2 separate regions of the Homo sapiens genome follow, and region 1 is linked to region 2. The links are chromatin loops, found by intact Hi-C in ENCODE. Cell type or tissue: endothelial cell of umbilical vein. All regions are shown on one strand. Each heading gives the region's core, and the rest is flanking DNA. Links, peaks and the distances in the headings are about the cores only.

Evidence for each region. Hi-C counts contacts between places; a loop is a spot of excess contacts. Peaks named below come from ENCODE experiments on the same cell type or tissue, not always from the same donor. Only the 100,000 strongest peaks of a DNase experiment are listed, where the experiment ranks them.
Region 1: it touches region 2 in a loop (4-fold over the local background); 10 of 110 quality-filtered maps call a loop at or near these places.

Annotation. Positions count from the first base shown.
Region 1 is chr4:159,304,364-159,314,139 of GRCh38, forward strand. RAPGEF2 (Rap guanine nucleotide exchange factor 2) reads left to right here. Exons shown (of 30, transcript NM_001394067.2): 8 at 1-110. Among named protein-coding and RNA genes, the nearest start is that of MIR3688-1, 180 kb to the left of the region's middle. In endothelial cell of umbilical vein, for the core only: no CTCF peak of the experiment used is centred there; DNase peaks (open chromatin) are centred at 4,568 and 4,738; H3K27ac peaks cover 954 bases.
Region 2 is chr4:159,441,493-159,451,268 of GRCh38, forward strand. No RefSeq gene overlaps it. Among named protein-coding and RNA genes, the nearest start is that of MIR3688-1, 320 kb to the left of the region's middle. RefSeq lists an enhancer at 5,405-5,454. In endothelial cell of umbilical vein, for the core only: CTCF peaks have their summits at 3,437 and 5,213 (motif pointing left); a DNase peak (open chromatin) is centred at 5,169.

The DNA of each region.
Region 1 (9,776 bases), core at 926-8,925, 140 kb before region 2:
TGCATCTTACTGACAGTCTCCACCCACAGGTGACCCACGTTTCTTCTAGCCATTCAGGATGTAGTATCACTAGTGATTCTGGGAGCAGCAGTCTTTCTGATATCTACCAGGTAAGAGGATGTTTTCCTTGTCATTTGCTTCATTTTCATTTATTCCAAGAAATTTTAAGGTTCTCAGCTGATAGAATCTATAAAATAAATATATGTGTATATTACATGTGCATGTAAGTACATAAAATATTAATGTTTATTTCGTATATGTTATTTTTAGGGTGTAGAACTGCTGTCTGATTATACTGCCTCTGCTATGACGAGTTATCAAAGTGTTCCTTTTTTTATTTGTATAAATTTGTGGGGTAAAAGTGTAATTTTGTTGCATGGATAGATTGCATAGTGGTGAAGTCAGGGCTTTCAGGTTATACATCACCCCAATAACCTACATGGTGCCCGTTAAGTAATTTCTCATTATGCACCCCCTACTCCCGCATGTGCTGAGTCTCCACTGCTTATCATTCCACACTCTGCATCCATGTGTAAACATTATTTAGCTCCCACTTGTGACTGAAAACGTGGTATTTGTCTGTCTGTGTCTGAATTATTTCAATCAAGATAGTGGCCTCCACTTCCATCCATATTGCTGCAAAAGACATGATTTCATTTTTTATGGCTGAATAGTATTTCATTGCATATATGTACTGTACTTTATTCTGTCATCCATTGATGAACACTTTGGTTGATTCTATATCTTTGCTATTGTGAATAGTGCTGCAATAAACATACAGGTGCAGGTATCTTTTTGATACAATGATTTATTTTCCTTTGGGTAGATACTCAGTCATGAGATTGGTAGATTGAATCGTAGTTCTATTTTTAGTTCTTGGAGAAATCTCCATACTGTTTTTCATCAAGAGATTGTACTAGTTTACATTCCCACCAGCTGCATATAAGTGTTCTCTTATCTCCACATCCTCACCATCTGTTACTATTTTTGTCTTTTTCATGACAGCCATTCTGACTGGTGAAAGATAGTATCTCATTGTGGTTTTAATTGGCGTTTCTCTGATGATCAGTGATATTAAGCATTTTTTCATATGTCTGTTGGCTATTTGTATGTTTTCTTTTGAAAATGTCTATTCATGTCCTTTCCCCACTTTTTAATGGGATTAAATTTTTTGCTGTTGTTGTTATTCAGTTGTTTGAGCTTCTGGATATGAGTCCCCAGTAGGATGCATAGTTAGCAAATATTTCTCCCATTATACCGATTATGTGTTCACTCTGTTGATTATTTCTTCTACTGTGCAGAAGGTTTTTAGTTTTATTAAGTCCCATTTGTCTGTTTTTGTTGCCTGTGCTTTTGAGGTCTTACTCCTGAATTATTTGCGTAGACCAGTGTCCAAAAGAATTTTCCCTAGATTGTCTTCTAATATTTTTATAGCTTTGGGTCTTAAGTCTTCAATCTGTTTTGAGTCGATTTTTATTTATGCTGAAAGATAGGGGTCCAGTTTCATTATATGGTAATCCAATTTTCCCAGCACCATTTATCGAAAAGGGTGGCTTTTCCCCAGTATATGTTCTTCTTGGCTTTGTCAAAGATCGGTTGGCTGTAAATACGTGACTTTATTTCTGGGTTCTTTATTTTGTTCCATTGATCTATGTACCTATTTTAATACCAGTATCATGCTGTTTTAGTTATTATAACCTTGTAGTATAATTTGTTCTTTCTGCTCAAGATTGCTTTCACTATTCAGGCTCTTTTGTGATTACGTATGAACTTTAGGATTTTTTTTTTCTAATTCTGTGAAAAATGATGCTGGGATTTTGATAGGAATTACATTCAATCTGTATATTGCTTTAGGCAGTATGGTCATTTTAATGATATTAATTCTTTCAATCCATGAGCATGGGATGTTTTCTCATTGTTTGTGTCATCTACAATTTCTTTCATCAGTGTTTATTATAGTTTTCCTTGTAAAGCTCTTTCACCTCCTTGGTCGAATATATTCTAGGTATTTTGTTTTTTCTGTAGCTATTGCAAATGAGATTGCTTTCTTGATTTTGTTCTCAGCTAGATTGTTATTGTTGTATAGAAATGCTACTGATTTGTGCATATTGATTTTGCATTCTGAAACTTCCCTGAATTCTTTTATCAAATCTAACAATTTTTTGATGGAGTCTTTAGGGGTTTCTATATATAATGAGATCATTCCATCAGTGAACAGGGATAATTTCACTTCCACTTTTCCAGTTTGGGTGCCTTTTATTTCATTCTCTTGCCTAATTGCTCTGGCTAGGACTTAGAATACTATTTTGAATAGGAGTGGGAAAGTGGGCATCCTTGTTACAGTTCTTATGGGGAATGCTTTCAACTTTTCCCTGTTCAGTAAGCTGTAGGTTTGTCTTATATTACAAGTTTTTCTTATTAAAGTCCATACTGAGTGTGACAAAAGGAAGGGCCTAATAAGACTGGATCATTGAATTAGCTTCCTTGTGTTTTTAAAAAATTATTAGATTTAGTATCTGCTTAAAATAAATTTTTATGATACTGAAGGATAGAAAATAAGCCAGAGCTATGGGATTCAAAACTGTTTTTAAAATAAAATAATTCTAATTGTTAAGAAACATTTTATTAGCTTTGAATGTGCAAATTTAGGAAAAGAGACTGAAATATACACAAATATCCTTATTTGGCCTTCAAATACATTATGTTACTATTGGATTGTATATGGTTTCAAGCAAAATAACATTATTCTTACTTTACAAAGAATAACTCTTGGCTTATTAGGAACTGTGGCATGAAATAACCGTAAAAATAACTTTCTTTAGAGACAATATAGTTATGAAGGATCATTGTTGTATTTAGTCAGTGCTGTTTTTATTTTTTTAATTATTGAAAGTTAGTGAACAATTAAGAATACCATCAATACAAGACATATTCATTTAGGTCCTAAATTTAGTAGATCTTGAAAAATAATTTTCTTTTAAAGAGATAGTATACTAGTTATATACTTTTCTCAGTTTACCTCCTCATCACATACACACAAACACACCATTTATTCTGAAAGTTGATTTTTCTAAACATTTATCGAAGAGTTCCCTTGTGTAAAACAATGAACAGTATACATAAAAGTTGTATTTTAGTTTATATTAATTGAAATATTATGGCAGAGCCTTCATCCTCTAAACTTTGAGATTATTATTATACATCTTGAAAATCTATAGTGAGAATACAGCTTGAGGTTACAATTATCACTGTTCTCATCAAATAAATACAAACTTGGATGAAACTCCTAAAAGGTAAATCTATTAAGATAATGAAGTAACTTGTTTGACCAGGTGCAGTGGCTCATGCCTGTAATCCCAGCATTTTGGGGGGCCAAGGCAGGCAGATCACTTGAGGCCAGGAATCTAAGACCAGCCTGGCCAACATGGTGAAACCCCATCTCTACTAAAATACAAAAATTAGCCAGGTGTAGTGGTGCATGCCTATAGTCCCAGCTACTCGGGAGGCTGAGGCACGAGAATCTCTTGAGCCCCAGAAGTTGTCAGAGCAGTGATCCAAGATCTCCCCACTGCACTCCAGCCTATGGGGCAGAGCAAGACTCCGTCTCAAAAAACAAAAAAGTAACTTGTTTGTATAATCGATTGAGGCATATTCTGAGGGGAATTCTAGTCATATGTGCTTTTACCTTGAATAGGCTAGATAAGTACATGAGGAAATGCAGATGGTACTTCTGCCCCTGGTTATCATCTGATTGTCTGTGAAACCAGAGTGTGGATGAGAGTTCCTAATTGCTCTAACATAGTTGGAGCTTACAGCCTGCTATCTGGCTTTATCTTTGGGTGTAGATGAAGAAGAGGATCCCTGTGCATCATTTCAGTTGCTTAAGTGTCAAAGCTATTTGTTTCAAATTTGATGACAGGCAGATAGCCTGTAAGTATATATCCATCATAAGGAAAAATCCATAGATGTATCTAAGGATCTAGTTATTGGCTGTGCAAAACTTAACATTTAGTAGAGATTTTCAGTAGACCACTTCTGTTGTCTTTGAATCTGAACTTAAAATGAGAAGTCTGACATGCATCTGGTTCAACTTCCAAATTTGCATTTGAATCCTCTGCTTCTCTCCTGTGAATCAAGCATCCAGTTTATTCTTGAACAATTCCAAGGGTGAGCAACTTTCTCCCCTAGAAGCCTATTTGATCTTCATACAGTTCTGATTTCAGAGGTCTCCTGTCACATTGAAGTGAGAATAAATGCTCACAAGATGGACACAGAGAGATTGAATTTAGATGCTGTACACCAGGGAGATATGGATAGAATAATGTTGCTGAGATGGTGGGAAGAGAGGAATTCATGAGTGAATTCTTAGTCATTCTTAATTACTAACCTTAAGAGAAGAAACATTCTTCTGTTTTAACAGGAACACATCCTGGGGAGTTTGGGAGTTGTGGGAGTTCCTGTCTTAGACTTCTGTTTTCTCTCGGAAGAGTTGAGTTCATTTGTTGAGAGTGAGAGGGTTGGCAGGTAGAGAGTTTTAAGGAGAGAGAAGTTTTGAAATAATAGTTGCAGAGAGTAGGAGAACAAATTGACCAGAGAAATGGAGATTCAATTGAGTTAGTGCCCTCAAATATAAAGTGATTTCCCTCTGCTCTGTTAAGTAGCTTTCTCCACAGTAAGCACAAAGAAAGCAAGGATTTGACTTCACCCAGGACTGAAGTTTGTTAAGTGAGTGTAATACAAAGACAGGTCGAGCAACAAGGCAAGCGTTTTCTAACTGCAGATCATAGCTTTTGTATGCCTTCTGCCTGGAATGTTTTCTCCTAGCTTGATCCTTTTCAGCCTTTGTTTTCAAGTGTCATCTCCTCAGAGTTGTTCCTTTATAATCCTCTGTAAAGGAAGTCCTCCATTTTGATTCCTTTCCTGCCTAATCTTTTTATTTCCTTCCTAGACGCCAATTGAACCAATTATTAATTTTTATGTTATCTCTCTGCCTAGAAGAATGACACCTTCAAGAAGGCAGGGAACTTGTCTCTCTTGTCTCTATTTTTTCCCCTAGAGCCTAGCACAGTGCCAGGAAATTTTAGGCATTCAGTAAAGATGTGTTGAATGAATGTAATTGAAATAATAGACTAGGGAATATAAGCTGGATATGAAAGGAAGACAGGTGTGAACACTAGACACAGAAGGTAGTAGAGTCTTGAGTGAAGATCCTTCTTAAGTTGAAAAAGGGTTACCTTAGAAGCAGATGGGGGCAGGTTGAAAGAATAGAAGGTTGTTGGTGATTGAAAGCTTTAATGCCTAAGTTAGTAATACGAGACAATGCCATTTCCAGCCATGATAAGGTCCTGGTTAAATGGTATGGCCATCAGGATCAGAGCGAGTGGCTTAGGCAAACCGGAAATAGTTGTACAAAATAGATAGATCAATAGAACAGAGAGTTCAAGCAAAATTGAACTCATGTGTAAGGATGTAATATGTAATAGAGGAAACTTCACAAATCAATAAAGAAAGTGATGGATCATTCAATAAATGGTCTTTGGGGTTGGGGAATCATTTTGTATTCTTATTTTGTATCATAATTAAAATAAATTCCTGATAAACTAAAGAGTTAGCAAACAATGTTTTAATAAAGGATCAAAACATTTTGTAATTAGAACATCAATTGATAAGAAGATTTAAAGTCAGAATATAACTGATTTACACAAATAAGAAAAATACTCAGCTCACAATGTTAAAATGTTCAAAGGACAGTAGTTGGTAACTTACAGAAACGAAAATGCAAATGTCTACACCTTAAGTATTTGAAACATAATAGTAATTGAGCATATAAGGACTTAAATATGAAATTATTCTGCCTATCAAATTAGCACAGATTTTCTTACTTAAAATAAGCATTTATAGACATTTTTATATACTCCTCGTAGGATTGTAATTTTGGGGAAGCAACCTAACGATTTACATTAAGAGCTTTAAAAAATTGTTCTTCTCTTTTAGGCATATATATGCTTTTAATAAGCAAAACTTTTTTGGCAAGTGATTTTAAAGTGCTTACTGATAAAACATGCAGTATTTGATTTTTATTTTAGTTAAATTAATACTTCAGTAGAGCTTTATGGCATAAAAATTTTTTTGTTTGTGAATTTTCTTGATTTTTTTTAAAAAATGTAAAATAAATTGGTTTTAAGAACTGTGTTCACAATAGCAGAATGTATTTAGTCCCTTTTGATTTAAATAGTGGAGCTTTCAGCATTGATCTGAGAATATTGTTTTTAAAAGAATATCACTATTTAAATATTAATGGACAACAAAATCTATGTTAGTCAGTACCTGTATAAGATAAATTAATTTAAGACAGGAGTTATTTGGCTAACATAACTATGTAAACCTTTCTCCTTGTTCCTGAAACAAATATATCCAGATAAGCTTTTAAATATAAAGCGTCTGTTTTAGTGTCTTTATTTAGAAAAAAAGGGTTTAAAGACATGCGTGAGTCTTAGTAGTGTTGTTATTTGGAGGAAGCTAGAAAACAATAAGTGTTATGTTCATAGGCAAATATGTATTTAAACTTTTTATCTTTTATGACTTAGCAAAGTGGAAAACATTTTATTACTGTATTATATTTCAATTTTTTTTTATAAGACTATTGAGAATGTCGAGCAAAGTGCAGAGTACTTAGTATTTCTTGGTTGGTCACACCTGATTTTGAGTCCTAGCACAGTTACTGTGTTTTGTTTTGCTTACATTGAACAACTTATTTAATGTCCTTGACATTTTCTCCTCTGTAAACTAGGGTTAGTAATACTAACTTGCTGAATTGATATGAAGATTATTATGTTTTAAAACATCAACTTTAGTGCTAGACACATATGATAGTCATTCAATATAGGATCACTATTTTTATAATTGGTGTATGAACCAGTTGACCAGAATGTATTTGTGCAGTTAGTCTAAGATACTATTTTACAAATATATAAGGAGAGTGTGGTGTTTAACAGAATTTTGTGGGGTTTTTTGGTCAAATTCCACAAATATAAATTGCGTGCAGCGTTCATTGCTGCTATGGGGAGAGGTAGAAGGTGTACAAGTTCTAAGATGAAGAAAGTATCCCCTTGAGGAAGGGACTTTTGATCTAGCTTGAGACTGGCTTGCTTTCTCCCTTATTTGATCCAAAAGCAGTCCTATGAATAGTAAGAAGTTGTATCTACAGTTTACATCGATGATAAGATGGGCTTGTGGAGGTTAAGTGACTTTGCTAAAATCACATCATGAATAGTAGAGGTGAGATTTGGAGCCACAAAACTGAGTTTGTTCACACAGTAAATACTACATTCTAGGTACTCTTCTTAAGTTTAGTACTCCTCCTGGAGACCAGTTTGTGTTCCTTAAACTTTTAACTCCACTTAATCTCTAAACATCTTGTCCACAAGGCAGTGGTATTATGAAATTAGTAGGTCCCTGAAAAGTTGTTTATCACGTTCTTTTAAAGAGTATGATTTAGAGAATCTGTAGTATTTTAAGGTAAAATGGTTATTTATTCTAAATAATAATCTCTAAATTTTTGGTTTAGTAAATGTTATTTTATGAATAGTTTGTTTCTTAAAGCATGGAATGCACATAGAGATAGCAAGCAACTGTGATCTTTTAAATAAAGTGGAAGGTTCAGTTTGGGAGAGATAAATCCAGTTGACAGTTGAAAGTCTTTATGTTCTGCTTAAGCCTTAAATATAAATAATTTAAACGATAATTATTTCTTTGGGATGGTATAAAATATATTCCATCTTTTTGCATACATTAGATGTTTTAAAATTAAAGAAAAACCATTAGCTATATAAATTATTGAAAATATTTTTAAAATTTCTGTCTTTGGTAGTGTCCTTTCTTCACTCTATGCTAATATTAAAGAATGTTTATATAGAGAACTGATAATATTTTTGAAAATATAAGGTGATGAGTAATAAATAGTCTTCAATGTGAAGATGAAACTGAGGTAAAAATGTGATCATAGCAAGCATTAGCAAATTGTATTTCTAGACTTCAGGGTCAGGTGCTGATAACAATGTTGACCTATTTTCTCTAACCACAACCTTGGCATACTATATCACATCAAGTTCTACTTCAGTTTCCTTCTTAAATCTAGCAATGATTCAGTTAATTTTGAGTTTAAATTATGAGATGTGTTTCTGAGTGTGTCACAGTTCTGTCTGTATGGGCTGCAGTGGCTTATTACTCTCCTGCCTGCAGTATCTCTGCTTATAATGACCAGGCCATTGAACTTTCATAAACATTAGGTTTTCTGTCTTCAATTATTTTCCCCTTAAGTTTCTTTTTTAAATAATATATGCATTTTAGTTCAGGAAATTGTACCTAAAGAGCAGAAAATGTGATAAAACTCATTGTTAACACATGCTTGTATTATTTCAAAATGTAGGATTAAATCTTATGTTCTGTGATATGAACCGGGACTTTACAAAGCTGAAACTTTGTTTATAAGAAAATAGCACAGGCTGGGCGTGGTGGCTCATGCCTGTAATCACAGCACTTTGGTAGGCTGAGGTGGGCAGATCACTTGAGGCCAGGAGTTCAAGACTGGCCAAGCCAACATGATGAAATCCCGTCTCTACTAAGAGTACAAAAATTAGCTGGGTGTGGTGGTGCACACCTGTAGTCCCAGCTACTCGGGAGGCTGAGGCATGAGAATCGCATGAACCTGGGAGGCAGAGGTTGCAGTGAGCCGAGATCGTGCCATTGCACTCCAGCCTGGGCAACAGAGCAAGACTCTGTCTCAAAAAAAACAAAAAGAAAGAAAGAAAAAGAAAATAGCACAATTTATTCTGTAAATATTAAATTATAGGAAAAGGATAGATCCTTATATAAGCCACATTCATATTCAGTGAATGTTTAAAAAGAGACAGATTAGATTGCGATTAAGACTCTGAAGCCAGAATTCCTGGGTTGTAGTCTTGATTCCACAGTTTATCAGCAGCATGACCTTGGAAAAATTATTTCTCTTCACCTAAGTGTTAAGAGAATAATAAAAGTTAATAATGGCTTTTACTTTATAGGGTTGTTTTAAGGATTAGATGAGTTAATAAATACATAGCAATTAGAGCAGTACCTGACACATTGTAAGTATTTAGTGTTACCTTATTATTATTATCAAAGTCAGTATTTTATATTTTTATCTTTCTTTTAAAAAATATTTTTTTCTTAAAAAAGGTATTTATTATCTTTGAGAATCGTATGGGCTATGATTTGAAGTTGAACTTTGTAATATACGTTTTCTACAAAATTAATAATTGTATAAGATGTTTTCAAGATTTTAATATTTCATTTGGAAAAACACTTCTGTTCAAGATTGATGTAGTTAATATTTAATTGAATTCATTTTTACTATGCTTAAGTGATAATTGAAGTCTAGGTATATAATGTCAAATAAGATCTGTATGATATATACATACATATTGCTGAGATGATAGTCACAAAAGGCTACATGGTGACCTAGAAAGGATAACTGTTCTAGGATTGAGCTAGTTCAACAAAAGAGGCCATCTTGAAATGTGTGACTCCAGTGACTTAGAAAATTTGCAGGTATCTTGATAACTTGAAGTTTAGTGATGTGATTACCTGTGTTGATGAATGGGAAGAAAGAGTATGTTGCCTTTACGCGTATGGTCTCCTATAGTGTTTCTCGATTTATAGTTTAACAGTGGTCATTGGGATAATCCAACTAATTGTTAATGTTTCGTTTGCATATTTATCAAGTTACCTTTGATTTG
Region 2 (9,776 bases), core at 789-8,788:
TGTTGTTTAAGTGTCTTAAACAACATAACTGTATTTTCTCACAATTCTGGAGGCTAGAATTCCAAGATCAAGATGTTGGTAGAGTTAGTTTATTCTGAGGCCTCTCTTCTTGGCTTGTAGATGGCCATCTTCTCCCTTTGCCTTCACATCGTCTTCCCTCTGTGTGTGCTTGTATTCTAATTGTCTCTTCTTATAAGGGCACCAGTCATGTTGGACTAGGGCCTACCCATGTGAACTCATTAATTACTTCCGTAAACACCCCATCCTCACATATAGTCACATTCTGAGGTACTGGGACTTAGGACTTTGCTATATGAATGGTGAAGGAGTGAGGAGATGCAATTCATCCCATAACACAGCGGAAGTGCCTTTTTTTTTTTTTTTGAGATGGAGTCTTACTTTGTCCAGGCTGGAGTGTGAGGGCATGATCTTGGTTCACTGCAACCTCTGCCTCCCAGGTTCAAGCAATTCTCCTGCCTCAGCCTCACGAGTAGCTGGGATTACAGGCACTTGCCACCATGCTCTGCCAATTTTTGTACTTTTAGTGGAGACTGGGTTTCACCATGTTGGCCAGACTGGTCTCAAACTCCTGACCTCAAGTGATCTGCCCGCCTCAGCCTCCCAAAGTGCTGGGATTACAGGCATGAGCCACCACGCCTGGCCAGAAGTGCCATATTCGTTAATAAAGGTGTGTAAGATCTGAAAGTAGAAACAGAGTTTAGGATGTAGATTGTACTGGGAAGGCACAGGAATGGAACTAGACAGATAGGCACATGTACAGCTTGATTGGTCAAGCACGGTATCATATAGAATCTATAATAAATATTTAGTCCAGGGGCCCAGCTATCATCATTAAGTCCAAAAGAGAATGTAGGTACTTCCTAGGGGTATAACATAATGTCCTTCAAGAATATAGAACTAAGGACAATAAGACTACTCTGAAAGAATTAAATACATAACTATTCAAGAATCATCAGCATAAATATACATAATATAATCTTATAGTCCAGATCAAGTCTTGACTAAAATTATTGGCATATTTCTTTTCTTTCCCCTACAAAATACTATGTTAATTAATGAAGTGGGAGAAATTGGTCATCCATAGAAACATCAAAAACAAAAACAGATCAGCCTGTTTTAGGGGCAAATGTTGGCAACGACCACATAGGTGCACTCTGGGTAGAGAACATCTTGACCCAATGACTTGTCAGTTCTTTGAGCAGATAATATACCTTTTCTTGAGAGGATTGCATCATGTTTTGAGAGCCTGATAGTTTAACATTTAGATCTGTTAACTAACTCACATGTAAACCAGTGAGACCTGGTAACCTGAGAAGTTTGGCTATAGGAACAAAATATGCTGGCTAGATAATATGAAGTGCTAAACCCCTAACTAAATATATTTCTTGCTGAAAGTTTATAAATTGACACGCTGGCTTACACATGAGGATTTTGAAAGCTTTGTTACTATCAGTTGGTATCTTTGAACTTGGCCAATCATGAGACTTGGGAAAGTCAAACTTGTAGGTCTTTGTAAGAGTGAACTCTGTATTTTTGTTAATGTACTAAGGTACTGTCGCTCTTTGTGGCTTTGTGTCAGAAGCCTGAGGATAGTTTTGGCATTACTCCAACCTCATCATACCATTTGTGGTTGAATTTCTGCAATAATAATGGGGTATCTTAGTGTTAGTATAGACTATTACAACTGGGAACCATCAGCAGATCAGGGGCTCAGACACTGGGACCGTGTGTGTGTGTGTGTGTGTGTGTGTGTGTGTGTGTGTGTTTAGGATGCAGGAGAGGAGAATTTGGATGAGAATATGAGGTGAGCCCACAGGCAGAAGGGAATAAAGAAAGGCACTACTAGCTAATTTTTATATGCTATTTACTATGTGCCAGGTATTTTCCCAAGCTCTTTTATGTTTATTAACTCACTTAATTTTTATAAAACTCCATGGGGTAAGTACAATTGACTTCTTTATTTTAAATATAAAATTGAGACACTTAGAGGTTAAGTAAACTACCCAAGGTAGAGTAGGATTTGAACTCAGGATGTCTGGTTCTACAGTCTGTGCTTTTGACCATTAAACAACCATCATCATAGGATCATGTAAGAATTCCAGTGACTAGGAAAAGATCTCAGAGCTGGCATCTGGAATTACTTATCCCTGAGTGCTAGAGGCGGTGACTTTGTACCCCTCCTCCCTTGGGAAACTGCAGGTAACATCTTTAGTGTTTATTGAGTGACACTCTATGCTCGGTGTTAAGCTAGGCATTTTATACTATCTCCTAATAATTTAGGGTTAGTTCTAGAAGGTTCATAATGGAACCAAATGCCAGATGATGATGATAATAGTACTAATAAAAATATTGTGATACTCTATAGCAAAAACAATGATAATGAAAATAGCAGCTAATATTTGTTAAGGGCCTTCATTGTGCCAGGCATTGTGCTAAGCACCTTTTATACACTATCTCATTTATAACTTCCCCAAAGCCTGAGGTGAGGACTATCATTTGGTAGAATTGTTGCATTTTCCAGTTTTTTTTTCATTTAAGCCACAGAGAGGATAAATAGTTCACGAATGGCTCTGGTTGAGGGTAGAAGAGAACTGTAAGGAGGGAGAATCAGAATGGTTTTGAAAGTTGTGGAGATTAAATGTGTAAATATTTAGACAAGTGGTTTATATTATAAACAGCTATACGAATGAAAGATTGCTTATACTATCCACCCTGATTTTGCTGTATACTGAAAGCACTCAGAAACCAGCCGGCAGGGAACACAGTCTGCCCCATCCCACTGGAGGATGCTGGCAGCAAAAGCTTCCACCATCTGGCTTGGCAGTGCCAGGCTCTTACCTTGCCCAGGTGCCTGTGTGGATAAGATGGTGGGAGGGAAGGCAGAACCTCCGAATCCATAACTCCCAAATCCTCAAGGGAGACCAAAATATTATTCTGTTGCTTTCTGGAGTTCTCTCAATTTGAATTAAACTTTCCAGTTAAGTCCCATCCATTGGCCAAGTTAGTTTTTGGCCAACCCAATCTTACTATCTTCCATGGGTCCTGCTTGATGCTGCCTCTTCTGGAAGTGAGAATGGGCATTCATCCCTACCATGCCAATTTCTCAAGGGATAAAAAGGAAACTTCCACAAATATTTCACTTCAGTAGATGATGAAGATTCTATAAAGAGATCATACAACTAGGGAAATCTTCCCTTTTGATCATGTCACTTTCCTTTTCAAAAATCTCTGTAATTCTTCAGTGCTTGCAGAATCAATCCCCAAATCCACCAGCCATCATTCAAGGCCCATTAAAACCACACTAACTAACCATCCTTGTCCAGTCACTTCTGCCTCCTAGAGGTGCATGTGCAAGTGGGAAGTGATGGTGAAATTAACATCCTGGTGGTGAACCTCTGACTAATGGGAAACCAGACACCCTTTCCAATCCTACCAAGATGCATTTTATGTAACGTCTCAGGGGTGCAGTTCTACAGATCCAGCAATGAGTTGCATTTAGCTGTGGCCAGATCAAAAATGCATTCTTGTACTGGTTCTCCCTCCCTCCTTGCTTCCCTTCTCTTGTCACTCACTTCTGCTCCCTAATAAAGTAATAAATTATGTGCAAGGTCTCTTCTGCCTCAGGTTTTGCATTTTGGAGAAGCCAGTAAAAACAGTTAAGAACATAGTTTTTGAGATCCTTGTTCTCACTTGTCAAAAATATTATCATTAATCATAATATTATTTGTTTAAGAGCATGTAAGATTATTGAATAAGAGAAGGGCTCAGACTCCACATTGTGTGGTTTTGAATCCTGGCTTCACCACTTAAAGACTGCAACTGGGCTGTATGTGGTGGCTCACACCTATAATCCCGGCACTTTGGGAGGCTGAGGCTGGCAGATCACGAGGTCAAGAGATCGAGACCATTATGGCCAACATGGTGAAACCCTGTCTACTAAAAATACAAAAATTAGCTGGGCATGGTGGCGGGCACCTGTAATCCCAGCTACTCAGGAGGCTGAGGCAGGAGAATCACTTGAACCCGGGAGGCGGAGGTTGCTGTGAGCTGAGATCATGCCATTGCACTCTAGCCTGGGAGACAGCAAGACTTTGTCTCAAAAAAAAAAAGTGCAACTTTGCTGTGGTAAATATTATGGAACAACTTACTCAAACCTCATTTCACTCTCCTTCTAGATGGATATTGAAAGGTTAAAATCTATATTCTCCACACTCTAATGCAGCTAGCATTCTGGATGTGAGTTCATGTACTTGTGTGATATTTGAAAGGCAGAACTGAATCAGAGACCATTCTCCTCTTTCTTCTTGGCTTCTCTTACTGGCGAGCAAGGCTGCGAACAATTCCCACAGAGTCACCCTCCATTATCCTGGGTGTTGACAGACAGTTACAATGATAGAATGATCTAAATGTTTCCTCTCCTGATCCTTGGCCAGAATAAAATGAACAAGAAAATACACTCAATTGGCAACAGACCATGAGTTAAATAATTAGTGAATCTGAAAGTGGGACTTTCAGAATAATAGCTTTCAAGGAATAACAGCAGAATTGGCCTGAAGACTGGAGTAATTGAAAAAGTAGATATGAGCGGCAACTTACCTCTTTTGAAATAGTGTTTCTCCTGACTGGAGGACTTACTTGGAGTTTAATCTTTACCTGCTCTTACCATGTGATGATAGATAAAACACTCAGACTCTCTGAGGGTTCAGTTCCCCATCTATAATATGTAAATGATGAGCCCAACCTGGTGTGAGGGTCACGGGTGTGAAAGTGACTGTAGAGGGTGTCTACCTCTGTCTTTGCCGGTGTGTATGTCTGTACATCTGTGTGAGTGCATGTGTGTGTGTAAATGCATCTGTGTAGGTCTTTGTGCCTTTATCTGAATGTATGTTTCATGTTTCTAGTTTGTATGTCTTTGAGTTTTTACGGGCATGTTACTGTGTGCATGGGTGTGTGTGTGTGTGTGCACATGTGCTAGTTTATATATACATATCTATTTTGTGAAGGTGTGTTATGTACGTGATGTTGGACGGATGTCTCTCCATGTAACTGAAAACATGTATGTACATGGGTAAGTTTTTGCCTATGCTTCTCTATTTGTGTGATTTCAGTAACACTCTAGTGTACAGGCTCAGAACCTCCTATAGAAATGTACAGAGCACCCTCTAGTGTTCAACAGGAGACAGTGCCTTGCCCACAACAGAGAGCAGGGCCTAAATTGCCTTCCATAAAGCAATGGTCCGCACATGCCCATGGCTGGCTTTCTGGGACTGTCCTTAAGAGGCAGAGGTGGATGGTCTGGAGTGGGGTGCCCCTGTGACAGAGAACTCTGTACAGAATGTGACTCACAGGAAGGTGCTTGATGATGTGAGGTGAAAAGCAGCATCTGCTGCCTGTGGGGACAGGATCACCAGGGAGCAAGTAGGGCATAGGGATAAGAGTTTATTATGCTTCATTTTCATTTGGCGAGTCAGTGGGAAGGTGGTTGGTATATAATCAGATTGCAGTGGCAAGGAAACTTACCTCTGTTCTGTACATCTGAGGATCCGCACTCGAGAAGCTGATCCCAGAATACGCTATATTCCTATATGGCTCTGTATAGAGAATGTTGGGGCGGACAGCATCTGAAGTACATAGGTGCTGCCTATGGAATGTTTACTCTGTGCCAGGCACTGGACTAAATCCTTTAAGTATTATGTTATTTGATTCTGTAAACAACTACACAAAGTGAATACTATTAATATGTCCATTTCAAAGATGAGAAAATTGAGGTCTAGCAAAACTAAATAATTTGTCCAAGGACACACAGTTGAGAGGTAATAAAACCCGATTTTGAATCCAAATCATCTAAAATAAAAACACTGCTCTTAATCATTACAGGGCATTCCATGGTCCAAACCACCATTTTATAAAAGACAACATGAAAACCAGAAGCAGGGCACTGGCTGCCAATTTGACGTAAGATAACTGGAAGGAAAATGCTGATGACTTAAAGTATGTGAAATTTTGGCAAGGCTGCCAAGACCATTCAACAAAAAGGACAATCGTTTCAGTAAATGATGTTGGAAAAATACCCACGTACAAAAAAATAAAGTTGGAGCCTTGCTTTATACCATGCACAAAATTAACTCAAAATGAATCAAAGACCTAAACATAATACTTAAAATTATAAAACTCTCAGAAGAAAACACAGGGAAAAAGTTTCATGATATTGGATTTGGCAATGACTTTGTGAATATGATACTAAAAACACAGATATCAGAAGAAATAGATAAATTAGACTTGATCAAAATTAAAAACTTTTAGGAATCAATGGACACTCAATAGAATAAAAAGACAACACGTGGAACTGGGGGAAATATTTACAAATCTACATTTGATCAGGAGTTGATATACAGATTATATAAAGAACTTTTATAACTCAGCAACAAAGAACCAATTTAATTAAGAAATGAGGAGAAACAGGACAAAAATGTCCATTCTCATAACTTCTTCTCAACATAGTACTTGAAATCATGGCCAGAGCAGTTAGGCAAGGGAAAGAATCAGAAGGTATCCAAATTGGAAAAGAGGAAGTTAAATTGTCCCTGTTTGCAGATGATATGACTTTATATATAGAAAACTCTAAAAATTCCACCAATAAAACTCTCAGAACTGATAAACAAATTCAATGAAGTTGTAGGATACAAAATCAACATACAAAAATCAGTAGTATTTCTATGCTAGGCTTGATGGCTCATGCCTGTAATCCCAGCACTTTGGGAGGCTGAGGTGGGTGGATCACATGAGGTCAGGAGTTTGAGACTAGCCTGGCCAACATGGCCAAACCCCATCTCTACTAAAAATACAAAAATTAGCCCGGCATGGTGGTGCGTGTCTGTAATCCCAGCTACTCAGGAAGCTGAAGCATGAGAATCACTTGAACCCAGTATGTGGAGGCTGAAGTGAGCTGAGAGCGCACCAGTGCTCTCCAGCCTGGGTGACAGAGCAAGACTGTCTCAAAAAAAAAAAAAGGCTGGGAAAATTGGATATTCACATGCAGAAGAATGAAACTGAACCCCTATCTTTCACCATATATAAAAATCAACTAAAAATGATTTAAAGACTTCAGTATAAGACCTGAAACTATAAAGCTACCAGAAGAAAACAGGGAAGACACTTCATCAGCCTGGGCAATATGGCAAACCCCATCTCTACAAAAAATACAAAAATTAGCCATGTGGGGTGGTGCATGCCTGTCATCCTAGCTACTTAGGGAGTTGCGGTGGGAAGATCTCTTGAGTCCAGAAGGCAGAGGTTGCAGTGAGCCAAGATCACGGCATTGCACTCCAGCCTGGGTGACAAAGGGAGACCCTGTCTCAAAAGAACAAAAGCAAAACAAAACAAAACAGAAACACTTCATGACATGAGATTAGGCAAGAATCTTTTGAATAGGACCTTAAAACATAAACAACAAATACAAAGATAAAGACATGGGGTTACATCAAATTACAAAGGTTCTGCCTGGTGAAGGAAACAACAGAGTGAAAAGACAACCTGTAGAATGGGAGAAAATATTTGCAAACTATGCATCTGACATGGGGTTAATATCCAGAATATATAAGGAACTCAAGCAACTCAGCAGCAAAAAACAAACAATTCAACTACAAAATGGGCAAAAGACCATGTTGATTCAGCATTATTTACAGTAGCCCAGATATGGGCTTAACTTAGGTGTCTAACAATGGATGAATGGATAAAATGATAAATTGATAAAATAAATGTATAGTTATGCACTGCATTACAGCATTTCAGTTAATGACTGACCAGAAATGTGACGGTGGTCCAAAAAGATTACAAGGCAGCTGAAAAATTCCTATCACAGTGACATTGTAGCTGTCATAACAGTGTAACACAATTACTTTATTTTTATTTTTTTTATTATACTTTAAGTTTTAGGGTACATGTGCACAACGTGCAGGTTTGTTACATATGTATACATGTGCCATGTTGGTGTGCTGCACCCATTAACTGATCATTTACATTAGGTATATCTCCTAATGCTATCCCTCCCCCCTCCCCCCACCCCACAACAGGTCCTGGTGTGTGACGTTCCCCTTCCTGTGTCCAAGTGTTCTCATTGTTCAGTACCCACCTATGAGTGAGAACATGTGGTGTTTGGTTTTTTTTGTCCTTGCGATAGTTTGCTGAGAATGATGGTTTCCAGCTTCATCCGTGTCCCTACAAAGACATGAACTCATCATTTTTTATGGCTGCATAGTATTCCATGGTGTATATGTGCCACATTTTCTTAATCCAGTCTATCGTTGTTGGACATTTGGTTTGTTCCAAGTCTTTGCTATTGTGAATAGTGCCGCAATAAACATACGTGTGCATGTGTCTTTATAGCAGCATGATTTATAATCCTTTGGGTATATACCCAGTAATAGGATGGCTGGGTCAAATGGTATTTCTAGTTCTAGATCCCTGAGGAATCGCCACACTGACTTCCACAATGGTTGAACTAGTTTACAGTCCCACCAACAGTGTAAAAGTGTTCCTGTTTCTCCACATCCTCTCCAGCACCTGTTGTTTCCTGACTTCTTAATGATCACCATTCTAACTGGTGTGAGATGGTATCTCATTGTGGTTTTGCTTTGCATTTGTCTGATGGCCAGTGATGATGAGCATTTTTTCACATGTCTGTTGGCTGCATAAATGTCTTCTTTTGAGAAGTGTCTGTTCATATCCTTTGCCCACTTGTTGATGGGTTTGTTTTTTTCTTGTAAATTTAAGTTCTTTGTAGATTCTGGATATTAGCCCTTTGTCAGATGAGTAGATTGCAAAAATTTTCTCCCATTCTGTAGGTTGCCTCTTCACTCTGATGGTAGTTTCTTTTGCTGTGCAGGAGCTCTTTAGTTTAATTAGATCCCATTTATCAATTTTTGCTTTTGTTGCCATTGCTTTTGGTGTTTTAGACATGAAGTCCTTGCCCATGCCTATGTCCTGAATGGTATTGCCTAGGTTTTCTTCTAGGGTTTTTATGGTTTTAGGTCTAACATTTAAGTCTTTAATCCATCTTGAATTAATTTTTGTATAAGGTGTAAGGAAGTGATCCAGTTTCAGCTTTCTCCATATGGCTAGCCAGTTTTGCCAGCACCATTTATTAAATAGGGAATCCTTTCCCCATTTCTTGTTTTTGTCAGGTTTGTCAAAGATCAGATGGTTGTAGATGTGTGGTATTATTTCTGAGGCCTCTGTTCTGTTCCATTGGTTTATATCTCTGTTTTGGTACCAGTACCATGCTGTTTTGGTTACTGTAGCCTTGTATAGTTTGAAGTCAGGTAGCATGAAGCCTCCAGCTTTGTTCTTTTGGCTTAGGATTGACTTGGCAATGCAGGCTCTTTTTTGGTTCCATTTGAACTTTAAAGTAGTTTTTTCCAATTCTGTGAAGAAAGTCCTTGGTAGCTTGATGGGGATAGCATTGAATCTATAAATTACCTTGGGCAGTATGGCCATTTTCATGATATTAATTCTTCCTAGCCATGAGCATGGAATGTTCTTCCATTTGTTTGTATCCTCTTTTATTTCATTGAGCACACAATTACTTTTAAAAAATAAATTTAGCCTAAGTGTACAGTGTTTATAATAAAGTCTACAGTAATATACGGTCATGTCCTAGATATTCACATTCACTCACCACTAACTCACTGACTCACCCAGAGAAACTTTCAGTCCTACACATGCCATTCATGGTACTTGACTATACAGGTAACTGT